Regions from separate parts of the Homo sapiens genome. Here region 1 is linked to region 2. A link is an interaction called in ENCODE POLR2A ChIA-PET data of the cell type or tissue named here. Cell type or tissue: HepG2. All regions are shown on one strand. Each heading gives the region's core, and the rest is flanking DNA. Links, peaks and the distances in the headings are about the cores only.

Region 1 (9,984 bases), core at 1,011-9,010, 460 kb before region 2:
CAGATGGCCTGAAGCAATTGAAGATCCACAAAAGAAGTGAAAATAGCCTTAACTGATGACATTCCACCATTGTGATGTGTTTCTGCCCCATACTAACTGGTCAATGTACTTTGTAATCTCCCCCACCCTTAAGAAGTTTCTTTGTAATCTCCCCCACTCTTAGGAAGGTTCTTTGTAATTCTTCCCACCCTTGAGAATGTACTTTGTGAGATCCACTCCCTGCCTGCAAAACATTGCTCCTAACTCCACCGCCTATCCCAAAACCTATAAGAACTGATGATAATCCCATCACCCTTTGCTGACTCTCTTTTCAGACTCAGGCTGCCTGCACCCAGGTGAAATAAACAGCCTTGTTGCTCCCACAAATCCTGTTTGGTGGTCTTCTTCACACGGACATGCATGACACACCACATGTGGCCTTGGAGTTTTCAGTTATGTAGATTGTTGCATATGGGTATTTGATGCTCATGCTGGCTTCACTCATTGATATCAAATGAAAATTAACAAAATCAAAACGTCAGAGCAGAGATATTGTCATGTTTGGGCCTCATCTTTTACTCTTTGGTAAATTGCCCATGGGGCTATAACCCAGAGCAAGCCTTCCCCCAGATCTTCTGTTCTTTCCTGAAGCTGCTCATTTTTCTAACGTTTTTCTTCATTCATATCCCAACCTCATTATCCTAGGCTTTGTCGATGAAAAGAGTTAAACTCTTTAAAATATATGAAGAGATTTATTCTGAGCCAAATATGAGTGATGATGGCCCGTGACACAGCCCTCGAGAAGTCCTGAGAACATGTGCCCAAGGTGGTCCCAGAGCAGCTTAGTTGTATACATTTTTAGAGAGGCATGAGACATCAATCAAATACATTTAAGAAATACATTGGTTTGGTCCAGTAAGGTGGAACAACTCAAAGCGGCGGGGCTTCCTGGCTATCGGTGAATTTAAATCTTTTCTGGTTGACAATTGGTTGAGTTTGTCTAAAGACCTGGAATTGATAGAAAGGGAATGTTCAAGTTAAGATAAAGATCGTGGAGACCAAAGTTCTTCTGAAGTGGCTGCCCTTAGAGACAATAGATGACAAATGTTTCCTATTCAGATATTAATCTCTTTAGGATTGGGAGGGTCTGGAAGAAAAAGATCTAGCTATGTTAATAGAGATTCTTTACAGACACAAATTTTCCCCCATAAAGAACAGCTTTGCAGTGCCATTTCAAAATATGGCAAAGAAACATGTTTTGGGGTAAAATATTTTGATTTTCTTCTTTGTCTCGTAATGTTATGCCAGAGTCAGGCTGGAAAGTAAATCATGGTATATAGGGTAAAATAAAACCCGTCTGAGGGCATGACTCCCCAGACCCCTTAGATAGGAATTTGGGCAAGATTAAAAAAAATCAGAGTTTAATCCTCAGCTTTCAGCTCAATTCTACCCTTCGACATGATCAAGGACAAAACAACAATCAGAAGCTTGCTCAGCTGGCAAAGGCTGCTTGCCTCCTTAGAAGGTAGGGGGAGGGGGAGGACTGCAAATCTTGTAATTTAATAATATTTACTTTATTGCTGTCATAATGATTATACATGCTGTATTATTTCCCCAGGAATGTCCTAACAAACTTGGTAGTCTAAAACAACAGAAATTTATTCTGTCACAGTTCTGGAGGCCAGAAGTTCAAAATCAAGGTGTCTTTAGGACCATGCTCCCTACAAAGGCTCTAGGAGAGAGTTCTTCCTTGTTTCAGATTCTGGTGGTTCCAGGCATTCCTTGGTTTGTGGCATCATGACTCCAATCTCTGACTCCTTTATGTCCTTTTTCACTGTGTCTTCTCTTGTAAAGATACTTGTGATTGGATTTAGGGTCCACTCAGTTAATCCAGGATGATCTTAGCTCAAAACTGTTAATTTAATCACATTGAAAAAATCCTTTTTTTAAATGAGGACATATTTGGTTTTTGATAATGAGGACATGGACAAATCATTTTAGAGGCATAATTCAACCCATGCACATGTTCGTTGTAAAAAAAAAAAAACCCACATAAAATAGAATACACACATATACACAAGTCCCAAAAATACAACACTGCAAAGATCTAGGGGGTTCTCACTTTGTAAGAAATCATTGAGCTATATACATCCTTGACTTTAACCCTTTAGAGTGCCCTTATAAAAGGAGTCTGAGAGAGAAGAGACCTGTCACTTCTTCCACCATCTGAAGTTACAGGGAGAAGACAGTAGTCTATAAACCAGGAAGTGGGCCCTCAGCAGATACTGAATTTGCCAGCACCTTGACTTGGATGTCCCAGCCTCCAGAACTGTGAGAAATCAATTTCTGTTGTTTATAAGCCAACCAGTTTATAATATTCTGTTGTAGCAGTCCAAATGAACTCAGACAGATAAACAATACGGAAAATAAAATCTGCAAAGGAGCCTGAGAGGAAGAGGACGAGGGAGGAGGGGAGAAGGAAAAGACTGAGGCATCAAAGAAATCCAGGAAAAAGAGCAGAGTGTGGTGGCTCACACCTGTAATCCCAGCACCTTCGGAGGCCAAGGCGGGTGGATCACCTGAGGTCAGGAGTTCAAGACCAGCCTGACCAACATGGTGAAACTCCATCTCTACTAAAAATACAAAATTAGCCAGGCATGGTGGCACATGCCTGTAATCCCAGCTACTCGGGAGGCTGAGGCAGGAGAATCGCTTGAACCCAGGAGGCAGAGGTTGCAGTGAGCTGAGATCGCACCATTGCACTCCAGCTTCAGCAACAAGAGCGAAACTCCATCTCAAAAAAAAAAAAAAAGAAATCCAGGAAAAAGAGAAGGTGTCAGTATTGTCAAAGCTGCTGCATATTCAAGGAAGATAAAAATCCCAGAAATATTCGTTGGATTCAGCAAAATGAGTTAACAGAAAAAGCTAGTACAGGAAATACTCTTGAAGAAGTTTGGCAGTCATGGCAATGGAAAGCCCAGTAAGTACAGCAGGATCTGGGGTTGCAGATTTTTTAAGAATGTAAAAGCCTTGAAAATATTTGCATACTGCAGGGAAATAACTAGTACAAATGTAAAGTTTCAGAGCACAGCATAAAGTTAAATAAGAGATGGTAGGTACTGAGAAAAAGCAGGGGTAAATAGATCTAGGCACTGGAGCAAGATTAGCCTCAGGCCGATGGCTCTTCACTTCCAGTGTCACCGGAGAAAAGAATGGTGCCACAAAGTTTGGGGAGGTATGATTATCTACAGAGTGAGAAAGGACATGGTGTATTCGAACACGAGGCACATAGAAAAGATTTAAGATAACCACTATGGAGAGAAGGATATTTCAAAAGAAAGAAAAATGTGGAAGCAAGGTGGGGTGGGGTGGCAGGTGATGAGAGCCCAGATGTGTTTTATAACCATGACTTTGTAAAAGTTTCAATTATTATGGGTGGATAATTAAGTTACTTCCAGCAGCATTCCAGGCCCATAAAGAAGGCAGAGACACATTGCCTCTTTGGCCAGATTTTCAATTGCCCTATTTTCTCTTTTTCGAATTTTCTACCACAAAATTTATTATAAAATCTTATACTCCAGGAGTTGAAATTCTATGTTGCTGAAATTTACACATAAGAAAATAAATAGATAGGAGAATTTTGAGTCAGGGAATAACATGGTTGGGAAAGAATCGTTAATTCAAACCCCCTTCTCCCATCCTCTCCATCTATCTTAGAAGTTATGTTCTCAGTGCAAGGAAAGATATTGCTCACAAATAAGCTAAGTAACCTAAAAAGCAATGTGGGATTTTACATATTTCGTCAAATATTTTAGACTGTTATGTCATCCAACTCTTTGGCCAACATTTTCTCTACTTTTTGACAGCCCATCTCCTACAGAGAACCTAGAAGCCAGTGTTCCCATCTGTCCTTGCAGTTAGTGGTGAGGGTTGGGGGCGCACAAGCATGGGGCCTAAATACCACCTGTCAAATGCAAGCATATCAGGCTTAAATTTGGAGCCAGGGACAATGGCACCGTGGGATCTACTTTGATGAGGACAGTGGTGGATGTGCCCAGTTTATGGAGGTGCCCGTGGCTGAGGCTGTGGCAGTCTTGTCCAGGGCACATCCTGAGAAGTACCAGTCTATGGTGGCATTGCCCAACAATGGCTGCAGGTCTGTCTTTGCTGGCAGTTAATCAATGGTTAAGTTAGAACTTTGTTCTTGACTGTGCAGTCTCTAAGCCTGGCTCTCTGGCCCCCGAGCAGATTCAGAGGGCTCCCTAACATCTTTTTAAGATTACTTTCTGCTTAACTAACCAGAATTGATTTCATTTGTTGGCAGCTAGGAACCCTGACATATACACGCAGACCAGAGTGTTGGATTTGAGGGTTTCTTGAGAAAAAAAAAAAAAAAAAAGATCTTTCCATATAGTCACTTATAATTCTGACCTCAATGAAGGCTATGGTTCCAGGACATTAGTGGATAAAGCAGAAAGTTCCACAACCTCAGAAGAGTCCCCAAAGTGGCTTTGGCAAATAATTTTGGAAACATCAAAAATTTAAGAAAAGGCCAACAACATTTTCTCCCTTCTATATGTGAAATGATTTGTTATCAGAGATCATTAGGATGGAAAAAGAGAAGTCTGGGCCCTTTTAACTTACTTAGAATCATATGTATAGAAAAAGCACAAAGGAAAAAAAAGCAAATTTAAATTTTAGTGTTCCTATGTATTAATTAAATAATTTGTAGTGTGTTTAGGGTTAAAATTATGAAGAAAAATAATATGTGGTGAGATACATGATGACAATGATTGAAAACGTATTGTATTTATTTTGCATGTTTTTATAAATAGCTAGGATATAGTCATGTGTTTATAATTCTCCAGTCTAGTACAGTGCTGGCAAGAAGGCAGTCTCTAAATATTGTGCATATGTACTGATATATTCAATCTTTGTACAAATGCATATTTAATTTACATGACATAAATATCAGGTTGCAAAGTGAATCCATATACATAACACTGTCTGTGTTTATGCTGAAGCTTCACCAGTCACATGGTGTTCAGTTTGGTAAGGAGTCCTAATGTTCAGCCTGGACTGGAATGTATACAAACACAGCTGCCAAAGTGGAGACTTGTGTTTCCATGTGCTGGCACAATGGGTTGCCAAATACCTTTGCTTAATCTTTGTTTAGTTCTCTTCTTTGATGTTGTAGCAGTGCAATTTTTCTACTTTATTTGGAATGGAATTATTTGTGACGTGAAAACATAGTGGACACAATCCTAACCTAAATTGAACCCCTCAAAGGCATTCTGTTGTTTTGTGAAGTCTTGCATATGACACAGGAGATAATCAGTTAGTATATACTAATTGTTTGCAAGTCAGCAAATCTTACTCTTCAGATAACTGGATATTTTGATGCAAAAACTTAGTGAGATCTATTGAAGCCTGATGATCTTTTTCCTTTGAAGTAAAAAAACTGTAATGAATTCAATCAAAATTCAGTTCTCCTAAACATGACATGGATAACAGCCTACATATATATCCTAAAGAGCTAGAGTATTGCAAATTTTTTTAACCTGTAGACATGTGCTAGATTTAAAACTCCTTGTACATGGGCAAGTGTGCAAGTCTTTTTAAAGAAACATGGTTTACCGATAGAAGCCATTTAGTTTTGAGAGATTGCTTTTGCTTTTCTTCCCCCCAGTTCAGTGATTTTTGGTGTATTCACAGAATTGTGTAAGTATCATCAAAATCAGTCTTAGAATATTTTTAGTACACTAAAAAGGAAGTTCACACCCATTAGCAGTCACTTCCCATTTTTTCTTAACTCTACTCCTTCCCAGCCCTAGGCAACCATTAATAGATTTTCTGTCTCTATGGATTTGCCTATACCAGACGTCCATATATATGTGTATATATGGAATCATACAATATTTATATGGAGTCATACATACATATGATATAGAATCATACAACATTTGATCCTTTGTGACTTCCTTTCACTTAGCATAATGTTTCCAAGCATCATCCATGTTATAGCATGCATCAGTATTTCACTTCTTTTTATTGCCAAATAATATTACTTTGTATGGATACACTACATTTTGTTTATTCATTCCTCAGCTGATGAACATTTGGATTGTTTCCACTTTTGGGCTATTACGAATAATGGTGCTATGAACTTTCATATACAAACTTTTGTGTGGACATATGTGATATGGTTTGGCTCTACGTCCCCACCCAAATCACATGTGCAATTGTAATCCTCAATGTTGGAAGTGGGGCCTGGGGGGGAGGTGGTTGATTCACGGGGGTGGAGTTCTCATGAATAGTGTAGCACCATCCCCTCCGTGCCTTTCTCATGATGGTGAGTGAGTTCTCACAAGATCTGGTTGTTTAAAAGTGTGTAGCACCTTCCCCCTCTCTCTTCCTCCTGCTTCAGCTATGTAAAGTGCTGGCTCTCCCTTTGCCTTCCACCATGATTGCAAGTTTCCTGAGGCCTCCCCAGAGGCAAAAGCTGCTATTCTTCCCATACAGCCTGCAGAACCATGAGCCAATTAAACTTCTTTTCTTATAAATAGCCCAGTCTCACGTATTTACTTATAGCAGTGTGAAAACGGACTAATATAATACGTTTTTATTTCTCTTAGGTATGTACGTAGGAATGGAATTACTGGTTTATATGGCAAATCTATGTTTAACCTTTTGAGGAACCATCAGAAAATTTTCCAAAGTGACTGTACCATTTTATATTCCCGTTAGCTTTGCACATAATTTTTTAGCCATCAAAATAATTTTATATTCTTGGAATTCATAAAAAGTTTGAATTTATATATTTAATACACCTTAATATTTGAGTAAAATCTAAGCAAAGAAAATTTTTTAACTGTTTAGAAATTATAGTTTATAATCTAAAATTTTAAATGATAATTTTTTTTTTTTTGAGATGGAGTCTTGCTGTGTTGCCCAGGCTGCAGTGCAGTGGCATGATCTTGGCTCACTGCAACCTCTGCCTCCTGGGTTCAAGCAATTCTCCTGCTTCAGCCTCCCGAGTAGCTGGGATTACAGGCACCCTCCACCACACTGGGATAATTTTTTTGTATTTTTTGTAGAGATGGAGTTTCACCATGTTGGCCCAGCTGGTTTCGAACTTCTGACCTCAAGTGATCCACCCACCTGGCCTCTCAAAATGCTAGGATTACAGGTGTGAGACACCACAATAATTGATTTTTTAAAGCCTGATTTTAATATCCATTTCTCCAGCCAGACGCAGTGGCTCACACTTGTAATTTCAGCACTTTGGGAGGCCAAAGTGGAAGGATTTCTTGAGGCTAGGAGTTCAAGACTAGCCTGGGGAATATGGCAAGACCCCATCTCTTAAAAAAAAAATCATTTCTTTAAATAGGAATTTTGCTTTATTACATATAATGATATTTTGTAAGATTATAAGGTGTACATGAAGTTCAAAAGATCCAATTATAGCCTGCCTTTCATTCCTGTGTTATGAGTTAATTCAATGCACTCCTATAACCTCTTAATAAATGGGAAGTCTATTTAGTAACAGAAAGCAGAAAATATTAACCATGCCTATCATTCGTAATTTCCATTTTTAATAAAATATACAAAATTCTTAACCTTTTCCAGGTGTTTACCACTTGTATATGCAAATAAATAAAACTAAGAATTAAAATTTTTCTCTTAGATATAAGATACATTTTAAACTGGTCTTCTGATACTAATAGTTTAGCAACCATTATTATGGTCTGATTTTGATACACACACACATACACACACAAACACACAGATCTGTAGTCATCCCAAGATATTTTGGTGAATCATTTGTACTTTCCCTATACCTCTGCTTTAGAATAAAATAAGTTTATTTCCAGTGTGAGACAAAAACAGTAGGATTGAGTTCTGTTTTTTAGTCTAGAACATAAACTATTGTCTATATAGCAGGATTTCAAATTAAACACCACTTATCTTTGTAATCGTCCAACACACAAATTACACACGTAACTTCCTAATATTTCAGATTTTTCCTGAAACATGCCCTTGTCTTATTGTACTTAGTACCAGGACACCTTAGAGAAGAGTTTAATTGCAGAATTACTGAAATGTTTGAAAATCTGGCTTTGTACAACCTTTCTATCTAATGTCTTAAGATATTATTTACAACAGAATTGATTTATCAGTCTCTCAGGCTCATTTAATCTTTAAAGTTTCTGAAGAATCACATTGACTCTGAATTTAAATGAGCCACCAAATACATTTTCAATTTATGTCATAGAGAGTTGCTGTTCTAAGGAAAATACAAAGACTCATATAGGTTTAATATTTGGTGATCACATGGGGCATTAAGATAATCCCATTTTTGGCCAGGTGTGTTGGCTCACACCTGTAATCCTAGCACTTTGGGAGACCAAGGTGGGCAGATTGCCTGAGCTCAAGCGTTGGAAACCAGCCTGGGCAACACGGTGAAACCCTGTCTCTACTAAAACACAAACAAAAATTAGCCGGGCATGGCAGTGCGCGCCTGTAGTCCCAGCTACTCAGGAGGCTGAGGCAAAGCAATTGCTTGAACCCAGGAGGCAGAAGTTGCAGTGAGCTGAGATTGCACCACTACACTCCAGCCTGGGCGACAGAGCCAAACGGTGTCTCAAAAAAAAAAAAAAAAAAAAAAAAAAAAGATAATCACATTTTCTACTACTAGGCAGTTACCTTTAAATAGAAGATAGCATGACAGTCCCCAACATCAGTTATTTCTCTTGTGAGTGTTAAACTTTAGACTTTATTTCATTCCCTGATTTTGAAACTACATCTGGATGCCTTAAGACCATAACATTCTTCTGGATTGAGTATGTCATCAATTTGCTGCCGATTCTCAAAGATTCCAGACTGTTAGTTATTAATCCTTTAACATTACATCTTTATGATAAATGAAGCATACTAAGGGATAATTGTGCTAAAAACAGGAAATGTACTTTCAAAACAAGAATATGTTGACCTTCCATATTTTTTTTTCTGCCTTCATCTGTCATAGTTGAAACTTTCTGAAAGAATCTTCTTCCTTCCTTGACTCATGATGAGTTACCTGCATTCCACATCCCAAAGCGGGTCAGTGTGTAATCAGGACAGAGCTTTTACCTGAAGTAAGCCAAGTTACAGATCCAAAAATTACTAGTTTAGTAATCTTCAGCAAGTAAATCTCTTAACCTAACTAAGCCTCAGTTTCCTCATTTATAAAATAATGGTAAATCGCACAGATCTTGCTTTCCCTAGAGGACAGTTTTGAGGATAATTGATAAATGCGAGAAACTAAAAAAAAAACCCTGTAAACTAACTGCCTTGCATTCATTTATTTAACATATGTTGGTTTTTAGAGAAATTCTAATTTTTTTTTCAAATGTCAAATTTAGATCTCAGTTTGGTCATTAAATTACTTGCAGATAGCCAGCGATTTTATCTTTCTCTTCACTAGATCAGAAACTATGCTGCATCATTGCTCAGTTTACCTGCTTTACACCAAAAAGAATTCCGTAGTCTAGAGTAATGCTTAAATCTTAATTGCTTATGACAAATATGTTGTTTTAGTTAAGTTCTGTGATCTTCAGAAACCTAAAAAGTAAAAGTAATCATATATCAATAAAGTACTATTTTATCTAACAATTATTCATATTACAGCTACAGCAACTTCATTCATTCTCCCCAGAACAACCCAGTAAGAAAAATGAGGCACAAAGATTCTAAGGCACACTTAATTTGCTCATTTATTCATTCTATAAATCTTTTCTAAACGCTTATCAATTGCCCGGTTTGGAACTAGTGGTAGAAACTATGAGATCTGCAGTCCTGTTTGATTCTTCCTTTGATCCTGCACAACCTAAAGAGGGCGCACTTACCACTCCTATCTTGAATCTTCCCTGAAAGCTTGTTTTGCTTTTCGCAACACAACCTTCTGTGCTAGGGATGACCTACATTCACTACAAGTGAAAGTAAGACCTACATACAGTCCTGCTG
Region 2 (9,984 bases), core at 979-8,978:
CTCTTTTCCTAATTGAATACCCTTTATTTCTTTCTCTTGCCTCATTACCCTGGCCAGAACTTCCAACACTATGTTGAATGGGAATGGTGAGAGACGGCATCCATGTCTTGTGCCGGTTTTCAAAGGGAATGCTTCCAGTTTTTGCCCATTCGGTATGATATTGGCTGTAGGTTTGTCCTAAATAGCTCTTATTATTTTGAGATACGTTCCATCAATACCTAATTTATTGAGAGTTTTTAGCATGAAGCGTTGTTGAATTTTGTCAGAGGCCTTTTCTGCATCTATTGAGATAATCATGTGATGTTTTGTCATTGGTTCTGTTTATGTAATGGATTACGCTTATTGATTTGTGTATGTTAAATCAGCCTTGCATCCCAGAGATGAAGCCGACTTGATTGTGGTGGATAAGCTTTTTGATGTGCTGCTGGATTCAGTTTGCCAGTATTTTATTGAGGATTTTTGCACTGATGTTCATCAGGGATATTCGTCTAAAGTTCTTTTTTTGTTGTTGTTGTGTCTCTGCCAGACTTTGGTGTCAGGATGATGCTGGCCTCATAAAATGAGTTAGGGTAGATTCCCTCTTTTTCTATTGATTGGAATAGTTTCAGAAGGAATGGTGCCAACTCCTCTTTCTTCCTCTGGTAGAATTCGGCTGTAAATCTGGTCCTGGACTTTTTTTGGTTGGTAGGCTATTAATTATTGCCTCAATTTCAGAAGCTGTTATTGGTCTATTCAGAAATTCAACTTCTTCCTGATTTAGTCTTGGGAGAGTGTATATGTCCAGGAATTTATCCGTTTCTTCTAGATTTTCTAGTTTATTTGCATAGAGGTGTTTATAGTATTCTCTAATGGTAGTTTGTATTTCTGTGGGATCGGTGGTGATATCCCCTTTATCATTTTTTATTGCATCTATTTGATTCTTCTCTCTTTTTTTCTTTATTAGTCTTGCTAGCGGTCTATCTATTTTGTTGATATTTTCCTAAAACCAGCTCCTGGATTCATTGATTTTTTGAAGGGATTTTGTGTCTCTATCTCTTTCAGTTCTGCTCTGATCGTAGTTATTTCTTGCCTTCTGCTAGCTTTTGAATTTGTTTGCTCTTGCTTCTCTAGTTCTTTTAATTGTCATGTTAGGGTATTGATTTCAGGTCTTTTCTGCTTTCTCTTGTGGGCATGCATTTAGTGCTATAAATTTCCCTCTACACACTGCTTTAAATGTGTCCCAGAGATGCTGGTATGTTGTGTCTTTGTTCTCACTGGTTTCAAAGAACATCTTTATTTCTGCCATCATTTTGTTATTTACCCAGTAGTCATTCAGGAGCAGGTTGTTCAGTTTTTATGTAGTTGTGCAGTTTTGAGTGAGTTTATTAATCCTGAGTTCTAATTTCATTACACTATGGTCTGAGAGACAGTTTGTTGTGATTTCTGTTTTTTTACATTTGCTGAGGAGTGTTTTCTTTCCAATTATGTGGTCAGTTTTAGAATAAGTGGGATGTGGTGCTGAGAAGAATGTATATTCTGTTGATTTGGGTTGGAGAGTTCTGTAGATGTCTATTAGGTCCACTTGGTCCAGAGCTGAGTTCAAGTCCTGGATATCCTTGTTAACCTTCTGTCTCACTGATCTGTCTAATATTGACAGTGGGGTGTTGAAGTCTCCCATTATTATTGTGTGGGAGTCTAATTCTCTTTGTAAGTCTCTAAGGACTTGCTTTATGAACCTGGGTGCTCCTGTATTGGGTGCATATACATTTAGGATAGTTAGCACTTCTTGTTGAATTTATCCCTTTATGATTACCTAGGGGCCTTCTTTGTCTCTTTTGATCTTTGTTGGTTTAAAGTCTGTTTTATCAGAGACTAGGATTGCAACCCCTGCTTTTTTTTTCTTTCCATTTGCTTGGTAGATCTTCTTCCATTCCTTTATTTTGAGCCCATCTGTGTCTTTGCACTTTAGATAGGTCTCCTGAATACAGCACACTGATGGGTCTTGACTCTTTAACCAACTTGCTAGTCTGTGTCTTTTAATTGGGGAATTTACCACATTTACATTTAAGGTTAATATTGTTATGTTTGAATTTGATCCTGTCAATATGATCTTAGCTGGTTATTTGGCCCTTAGTTAATGCAGTTTTTTCATAACATCAGTGGTTTTTACAATTTAGCATGTTTTTGCAGTGGCTGGTACCAGTTGTTCCTTTCCGCGTTTAGTGCTTCCTTCAGGAGCTCTTGTAAGGCAGGCCTTGTGGTGACAAGATCTCTCAGCATTTGCTTGTCTGTAAAGGATTTCATTTCTCCTTCATGTGTTAAGCGTAGTTTGGCCAGATATGAGATTCTGGGTTGAAAATTCTTTTGTTTAAGAAGGGTGAATATTGGACACCACTCTCTTCTGGCTTATAGGGTTTCTGCAGAGAGATCAACTGTTAGTCTGATGGGTTTCCCTTTGTGGGTATCCCAAACTTTCTCTCTGGCTGCCCTTAACATTTTTTCCTTCATATCAACTTTGGTGAATCTGACAATTATGTGTCTTGGGGTTGCTCTTCTTGAGGAGTAGCTTTGTGGTGTTCTCTGTATTTCCTGAATTTGAATGTTGGCCAGCCTTGCTAGGTTGGGGAAGTTCTCCTGGATAACATCGTGAAGAGTGATTTCCAACTTGTTTCCATTCTCCCTGTCACTTTCTGATACACCAGTCAAACATATATTTGGTCTTTTCACATAGTCCCATATTTCTTGGAGGCGTTGTGCATTTCTTTTCACTCTTTTTTCTCTAACCTCATCTTCTCATTTTATTTCATTAATTTGATCTTCAATCACTGATATCCTTTCTTCCACTTGATCGAATTGGCTGTTGAAGTTTGTGGCTGCATCACGAAGTTCTCGTGCCGTGGTTTTCAGCTCCCTCAGGTCATTTAAGGTCTTCTCTACACTGTTTATTCTAGGTAGCCATTCATCTAATCTTTTTTTGAGGGTTTTAGCTTCCTTGTGATGAGTTAGAACATGCTCCTTTAGCTTGGAGAAGTTTGTTATTACCAACCTTCTGAAGCCTACTTCTGTCAACTTGTCAAACTCATTATCTGTTCAGTTTTGTTCCCTTCCTGACGAGGAGCTGTGATCCTTTGGAGGAGACGAGGCACTCTGGTTTTTGGAATTTTCAGCTTTTGTGCTCTGGTTTCTCCCCATCTTTGTGGTTTTATCTAACTTTGGTGTTTGATTTTGGTGACATACAGATGGGGTGTTGGTGTGGATGTCCTTTTTGTTGATGCGGATGCTATTCTTTTCTGTTTGTTAGTTTTCCTTCTAACAGTCAGCCCCCTCAGCTGCAGGTCTGTTGGAGTTTGCTGGAGGTCCACTCCAGACCCTGTTTGCCTTGGTGTCACCAGCAGAGGCTTCAGAACAGCAAATATTGCTGCTTCATCCTTCCTCTGGAAGCTTCGTCCCAGAGAGGCACCCTCCTGTTTGAGGTGCTTGTCGGCCCCTACTGGGAGGTGTCTCCCAGTCAGGCTACATGGGGTTCAGGGACCCGCTTGAGGAGGCAGTCTGTCTGTTCTCAGAGCTTGAGTGCCATGCTGAGAGAACCACTGCTCTCTTCAGAGCTGTCAGACAGGGACATTTAAGTCCAAAGAAGCTGTCTGCTCCCTTTTGTTCAGTTATGCCCTGCTCCCAGAGGTGGAGTCTAGAGAGGCAGGAGTCCTTGCTGAGCTGTGGTGGGCTCTGCCCAGTGCGAGGTTCCCAGCTGCTTTGTTTACACTGTGTGCAACTCAAGCCTCAGCAATGGCGGATGCCCTTCCCCCCGTCAAGCTGCAGTGTTGCAGGTTGATCTCAGACTGCTGCATTAGCAGTGAGCAAGGCTCCGTGGATGTGGGACCCACCGAGCCAGGCACAGGAGGGTATCTCCTGGTCTGCTGGTTGCTAAGACTGTGGGAAGACCACAGTATTTGGTCAGAAGTATACTGTTTCTCCAGGTACAGTCTGTCTTGGCTTCCCTTGGCTAGGAAAGGGAAGTCCCCCAACCTTTTGCACTTCCTAGGTGAGGCGATGCCCTGCCCTGCTTCAGCTCGCCCTCCATGGGCTGCACCTACTGTCCAACCTGTCCCAATGAGATGAACCAGGTACCTCAATTGGAAATGCAGAAATCACCCATCTTCTGTGTTGATTTTGCTGGGAGTTGCAGACTGGAGCTGTTCCTATTCGGCCATCTTGGAAGCGACCTCTTTTCAGTTTTAAAATCTTTGTAATTCCTTGACTACAAGCAACTTGTAACATAAAATCAAATTGTACACCTTTTTTTTTTTTTGGCAAAATGTCTTTTATTTATTTATTTATTTGGCTTACAAAAACAAACATTTTCCTCATTCACAGTCTGTGGGTTGGGTGGAGGGGCTGTGATTCAGGTGGTGGGTTGAGTACTGATCAGTTCCATATGTCTCCCCTGGAAGCAGCACCTACCTGAGATGGGCCCTTCTCATTACAGATGGAAGCAGCACAAAAAAAGGGCTAGCGGAAGCTTTTCGTTACTCTTTTTTTCTCATAGGTTTTGGGGGACAGGGGATGTTTAGTTACATGAGTAAGTTCTTTAGTGGTAATTTGTGAGATTTTGGTGTACCCATCACCCCAGCAGTATAACTGTATCCAATTTGTAGTCTTTTATTTCTCACCCCCCTCCAACCCTTTTCCCCAAATTCCCAATATCTTTTAAAATGTTAAAATGTATTCATATATTAATATAGCAGGCATTTATCTAGAACCTGTAGACATTGTTTATATAGATAAACAGATGTAATTCTTTAAAGAGTTTGAAATATGGTTGATGGTGGGAGTGGGCTAAACAAACAAAATAATCTGATATAATCTGATGAGTGCTGTATTAGAGGTGAATATAAGCATTTGTATTAGTTTCTAGGGCTACCATAACAAATTGCCACAGATTGGGTAGTTTAAACAACCAACAGTTTTTCTCTCAATCTTTCTCTCCCTCTTCAAGAGGTCAGAAATCCAAAATAAAGATGTCAGTACTTTTGATTTCCTCTGGGGGCTCAGAGAGAATTGTCCGTGCAGAGATTCTGGTGGCTGCTGGCAATCCTTGGTGTTTGTTGGCTTACTGATGCATCAGTTGCTTCAATCTTTGCCTCCATCTTTACATCGCCTTCCTCTCTGTTGTGTCTCTTTCCATATTGCTCTCTCATTTATTTCAGGAAAACATCATTGTGTTTAGGGCCCATCCTAAGTCCAGTATGATTGTATTTCAAGATCTCTAACTAATTACATCTATTAAGACCCTATTTCTAAATAAGGTCACATGAGATCCTGGGTGGACATGAATTTTTTGGTGACACAATTCAACCTGTTAGAGGTGTTAGGGGTAGTTAAAGATAGGCATCTAATGCAGCCTGGGCTGGGTGTGGATGGGAGGTTCAGGAAAATTTCTTGAAGCAACAGGTGCCTAAGTTTAGTTGGAGAATATGAGGTTAAAGGGGAAGAGAGTAACCAGGTTGTGGAGCATCTATTTGCCACCCTGAAGAGTGTGTATTTTATCCAGTAACTCAGTGATTCTCCTCTTTTGCGTTCTGTAACAAATTTGAAGAATATGAGACTCTCACATTAGAAACATCTGCTGTTTCTGGAAATGATACTCAAGTAAGCCTGTCATACATCAGAATCTTAGAAGTTAATGTGCAGTTTGAAAAAGTCCAGTGGGTGATTCAGGTTCACCTCTTGTCTTTCCAACAGATTGAATATTGATAAGCAAATAGTGAAAGGATTTAAGCAAAGAATGCATGTATATAATTATGTTACCTTTTGATATGTTAATAATGTCACATGTAAAATAATACCCTCTATCTGTCGACCTATCTGTTTATACATATTGCCATGGTTCAGGATGGAAGTGAATTAAAACAGGATGACTATAGGCAGAAAACCAGTTAGCAGACGAATGAAATAGTCCATATTAGTGTTTGTGCAGGTCTGATTATGGAAATGTTCAGAAAATATAAAGGTGCGAATAAATTTAAGAGCTATATGGGAGGTAGAATTAGCAAGATTTTACAAAAAAAATTATAAATAAGACTGGTAGTAATGATTCTCAGGTTTCTTGCCTGTAATCATTATATCTGGAAATCAAAAGTCTTCTTGAAGAAAAGTAGTTTTGGTAATATGGGGGCAGAAGTGATATTATTACATGGACTTGAGGAGTAAGGAGGAAATGAGAGGTGAAACGCAGCATATATCTCTAAATGTATGAGCATATTTTGTATGTTCGTGTGTGCGTATCAGTTTCTGTATCTATATATAGACATACAGCATATTTGCTAGGACAGTCTTGAGCATATCTGGCACTTGAGTCAATTCAGCTGTAATCTTAAAATAAGTAATTGTATTGTAAAGGCTTCTTCCTGAGGAGTTTATAATCTCAGTAATATAAACTATCAGATTTGAATTGACATCTCCTTTTTAAATCACAGTTGTTCAATTTATACTTTATACTAAAATCTTATTATAGTATATATAAAGTACATTTTAGTGAATTTTTACATCAATCACTATAAGCTGTTGAACAGGGACATGTTGGCACTATGTTCATTTGTCTGTTACAGAAAAGAAATATCAGAGTTTGCCCTGTGGAGTAAAAAGTAAAGAACAGATTTAGAATGATATTGATTTCTTTGAGAGTATAACTTTTATTGAAGAGCTATCACTCCCATGCTACTGCATTATGTTTGTAAAAGGAATTGAAGTTGTTCAAGGTTCTCTGTGCTTTTTATTACAATTTATCCCATCAATGAAACTGTAATTGATGTTCCACTCAAACAAGACTTTATGTAAAGAACATTTTTAACATTAGGACTTCCAGTTTATAGTTTGTGGATTTTTTTTGTTTTGTTTTGAGAGTTTTTTCTCACCAATTATTGATGACTTGCCACATGTAGCCATTTCTAATCACTCTTTACAATTTGTCAGAAAGAATCCTTATAGAATTACAGGGCAGGTGCAATGAGAGATTTAGAGGTTGTTTTATATTATCTTGTGCATTTTAACACATCTGTTTTCCAGGTACTGCTAAAACTTCAGATTTTCAATCATATTTGTAGCTAGTCTAGTTCCCTTATGATTGGCTTTGAGGTCTTGGAGAAGAATGTGCATGAATGAGATGATAGGGAGAACAGGTGGGAGAAAACCAGCTGTGCACATTAATTTTTGAGGGTCACCCTGAAAGAGACCAATGAATAGACAGGAGCTTTTGTTGCTTAATATGCAAGTAATATGTATAAGCAGGGTTTGTAGGTGTGTAAGATTCTTTACTTGATTTATTCATTCACAGTATGTTTTACAACACACTGTGGAGACAGACCACTTTCATAGAGTGACAAAAATTATCCATGAGACTGAAAATTTTATCATAACAAATACACTGACTTTTATACAGTTTTAAATGCGTATGCATACTTGAAACATATTTTCATCAGTGATTTTTATTTGTAATATATATCTAATGCAATTAGCACATCTCTTCTGTCCTCAGCTGATATCACCATTAGTAGATAAAGCATGAAGACTCAAGCATTTTCCATTCGGTTCAATATTTTTTAACTTTGATTAAATACAGGCTTTTGTACAACTTCATTCTGAAGTGCAAATCAGTGTCTTACTCTTTTCATTCACTTTAGCTATTTGTACATAGCTTGAGTACATGAATGAGACATGAAAAACATCAGGGTTAGTATAGTTATTGTGCAAAAAAAAGTTGCACAATGGTTATTGTGCAAAAAAATCACTAAGTATCAAATGATAACTACGTAATGGAAATAGGAATGCGGACAACTAAAAATTAAGAAATTGTGAAAACTTTATAAACTTTGGCATAATGAATTTACGAGTATGAGAGACAAGATAACACAGTAGTTAAAAAGGCAGTCTCCTGAGACTATCCTGATTATGAATCCTGAGCCCACCTCTTAAGAGCTTGTGATGGCTGGGTGTGGTGGCTCACACCTGTAATCCCAGCACTTTGGGAGGCCAAGGCGAGTGGATCACTTGAGGTCAGGAGTTCAAAACCAACCTGACCAACATGGTGAAACCCTGTCTCTTCTAAAAAATACAAAAAATTAGCTGGGTGTGATGGCATGCACCTGTAGTCCCAGGCTACCCAGGAGGCTGAGGTAGGAGAATTGTTTGAACCCAGGAGGCGGAGGTTGCCGTGAGCTCAGATCACACCACTGTACTCCAGCCTGGGTGACCAAGCAAGACTGTGAGAAAAAAAAAAAGAGAGGGAGAGAGAGCGAGAGAGAGGAGAGAGAGAGAGAGAAAGAAAGGAAAAAGGGAAAGGGAGGAAGGAAAGAGAGAGAAAGAAGGAAGGAAAGAGAAAGAAAGGAAAAAGGGAAAGGGAGGAAGGAAAGAGAGAGAAAGAAGGAAGGAAAGAGAAAGAAAGAAAGAAAGAAAGAAAAAGAAAGGCAAGCTTGTGAGTAGGAGCAAGTAGCAGCTAACCTGTCTTAACATATGGTATACTATCACTTCAGTAGACTGGTGCATGAAACCTTTTGATTAATCAAATATTCTGATGTTCAAAACATTTTTCACTGAAACATTTCTTGGATTATAAATTTGAATAGAATTAGCATATAATATGGGCACTTAAGACTAAACCAACATTAAAGATGCTTTAATTGGCAAAGATTCTCAGGATAATTTATATAATAGTTCACTTTTATTGAGCAATGACTGAGTGCTTTTTAGAATGCTAAAAGTTTTACTTTTATTATCTAATCCTTTAGTTTTATCCATAGTTCATTGAGTTTTATGCAAATATTATTTCAATTTTCAAATAAGGACACTGAGATACAGACTGTTTAATTAATTGACTCAAAGTTTTAAGAAATTGGCAATGCCAGAATTGCTGAGTGTAAAAAGCAAGCTCTAAAAGGTTACACGCTTTTTTTATATAACAAATTGAAATGACAAAATAGTTAAAATGGAAATCAGATTAGTGCTTGGATAAGGGTTTAGGGAAATCAGGGTTGAAGGTGGGGACAGGGCAAAGGGATATGGGTGTGGCTATGTTAGTGCAATTGGAGAAATCTTTGCAGTGAGGAACCCCAAATTTTGACTGTGGTGATGGACAAACAAATCTTCATGTGGGAATTTAAAAAATACATAGACATAAAATATTTTCAGGGCTTGGGCTTCTCAGTGGAACTAATTAATACAAGGCAGATACCCTCCCCTCCCCGACAAAAGTGAACCAAGCTGGGTCTTTCTCAACTATTAGGGATCAGAAAAATAAAAGGAGGTAGGAAAGGAGGAATAGTGAGAGAAGAAGATAGGGAAAGAGAAAAACAAAGAAAGGGTTAAAATAGGGCAGAGTTATTAATAGTGAAGATGCTGGACAAAATCAAAAGAGAACAATTTTGAAATACAATGAATAGAACTTGGTTGGTTAATAGGTGAAGGAGGGAAACCAAAGAGTCTAGGATAATTTGTACATGTCTTGGCTTAGATGATATATATATTTATGATGGTTCTTGGAGGAGTAGAAGGTTTTATGTGAGAATGATAAATAGAGGCTTATTTATTTTGGATGTCCCCTCCAAATCTCATGTTGAGATGTAATCCCCAACATTGGAGGTGGGATCTGGTGGGAGGTGCTTGGGTCATAGGGGCAGATCCTTCATGGCTTCAAGCTGTCCTCACAGTAGTGAGTGAGTTCTCATGAGATCTGGTTGTTAAAGTGTGTGGCACCTCCCCAAGTCTCTCTCTCTTGCTCTTGATTTCATCACATGACATGTAAGCTCCTGCTTTGCCTTCCAGCATGAGTAAAAGCTAAGCTTACCTTGAATATTTACTGAGTTTCAGCCTATCCTCTGTATATTTTGAAATTTTAAAACCTAAGTAATTTTTATTTAGTAGCATGTAATTATAGGCAAGTAATTTAAGTTCTAATCAGGTAATGCATAATTTGCCTAGAAAATCACAAAAACTATGTTCAATTTAAAACACATG

What was found. Peaks named below come from ENCODE experiments on the same cell type or tissue, not always from the same donor. Only the 100,000 strongest peaks of a DNase experiment are listed, where the experiment ranks them.
Region 1: POLR2A ChIA-PET joins it to region 2 with 5 read pairs; 2 of 35 experiments call an interaction of 5 or more read pairs at or near these places.

The regions. Positions count from the first base shown.
Region 1 is chr7:12,665,190-12,675,173 of GRCh38, forward strand. It overlaps LOC105375157 (a long non-coding RNA gene), which reads right to left. Exons shown (of 3, transcript XR_927043.2): 2 at 9,480-9,582; 3 at 8,847-9,111. Among named protein-coding and RNA genes, the nearest start is that of ARL4A, 17 kb to the right of the region's middle. RefSeq lists an enhancer at 9,895-9,984. In HepG2, for the core only: no CTCF peak of the experiment used is centred there; a DNase peak (open chromatin) is centred at 5,102.
Region 2 is chr7:13,122,788-13,132,771 of GRCh38, forward strand. No RefSeq gene overlaps it. Among named protein-coding and RNA genes, the nearest start is that of ARL4A, 440 kb to the left of the region's middle. In HepG2, for the core only: no CTCF peak of the experiment used is centred there; no DNase peak of the experiment used is centred there.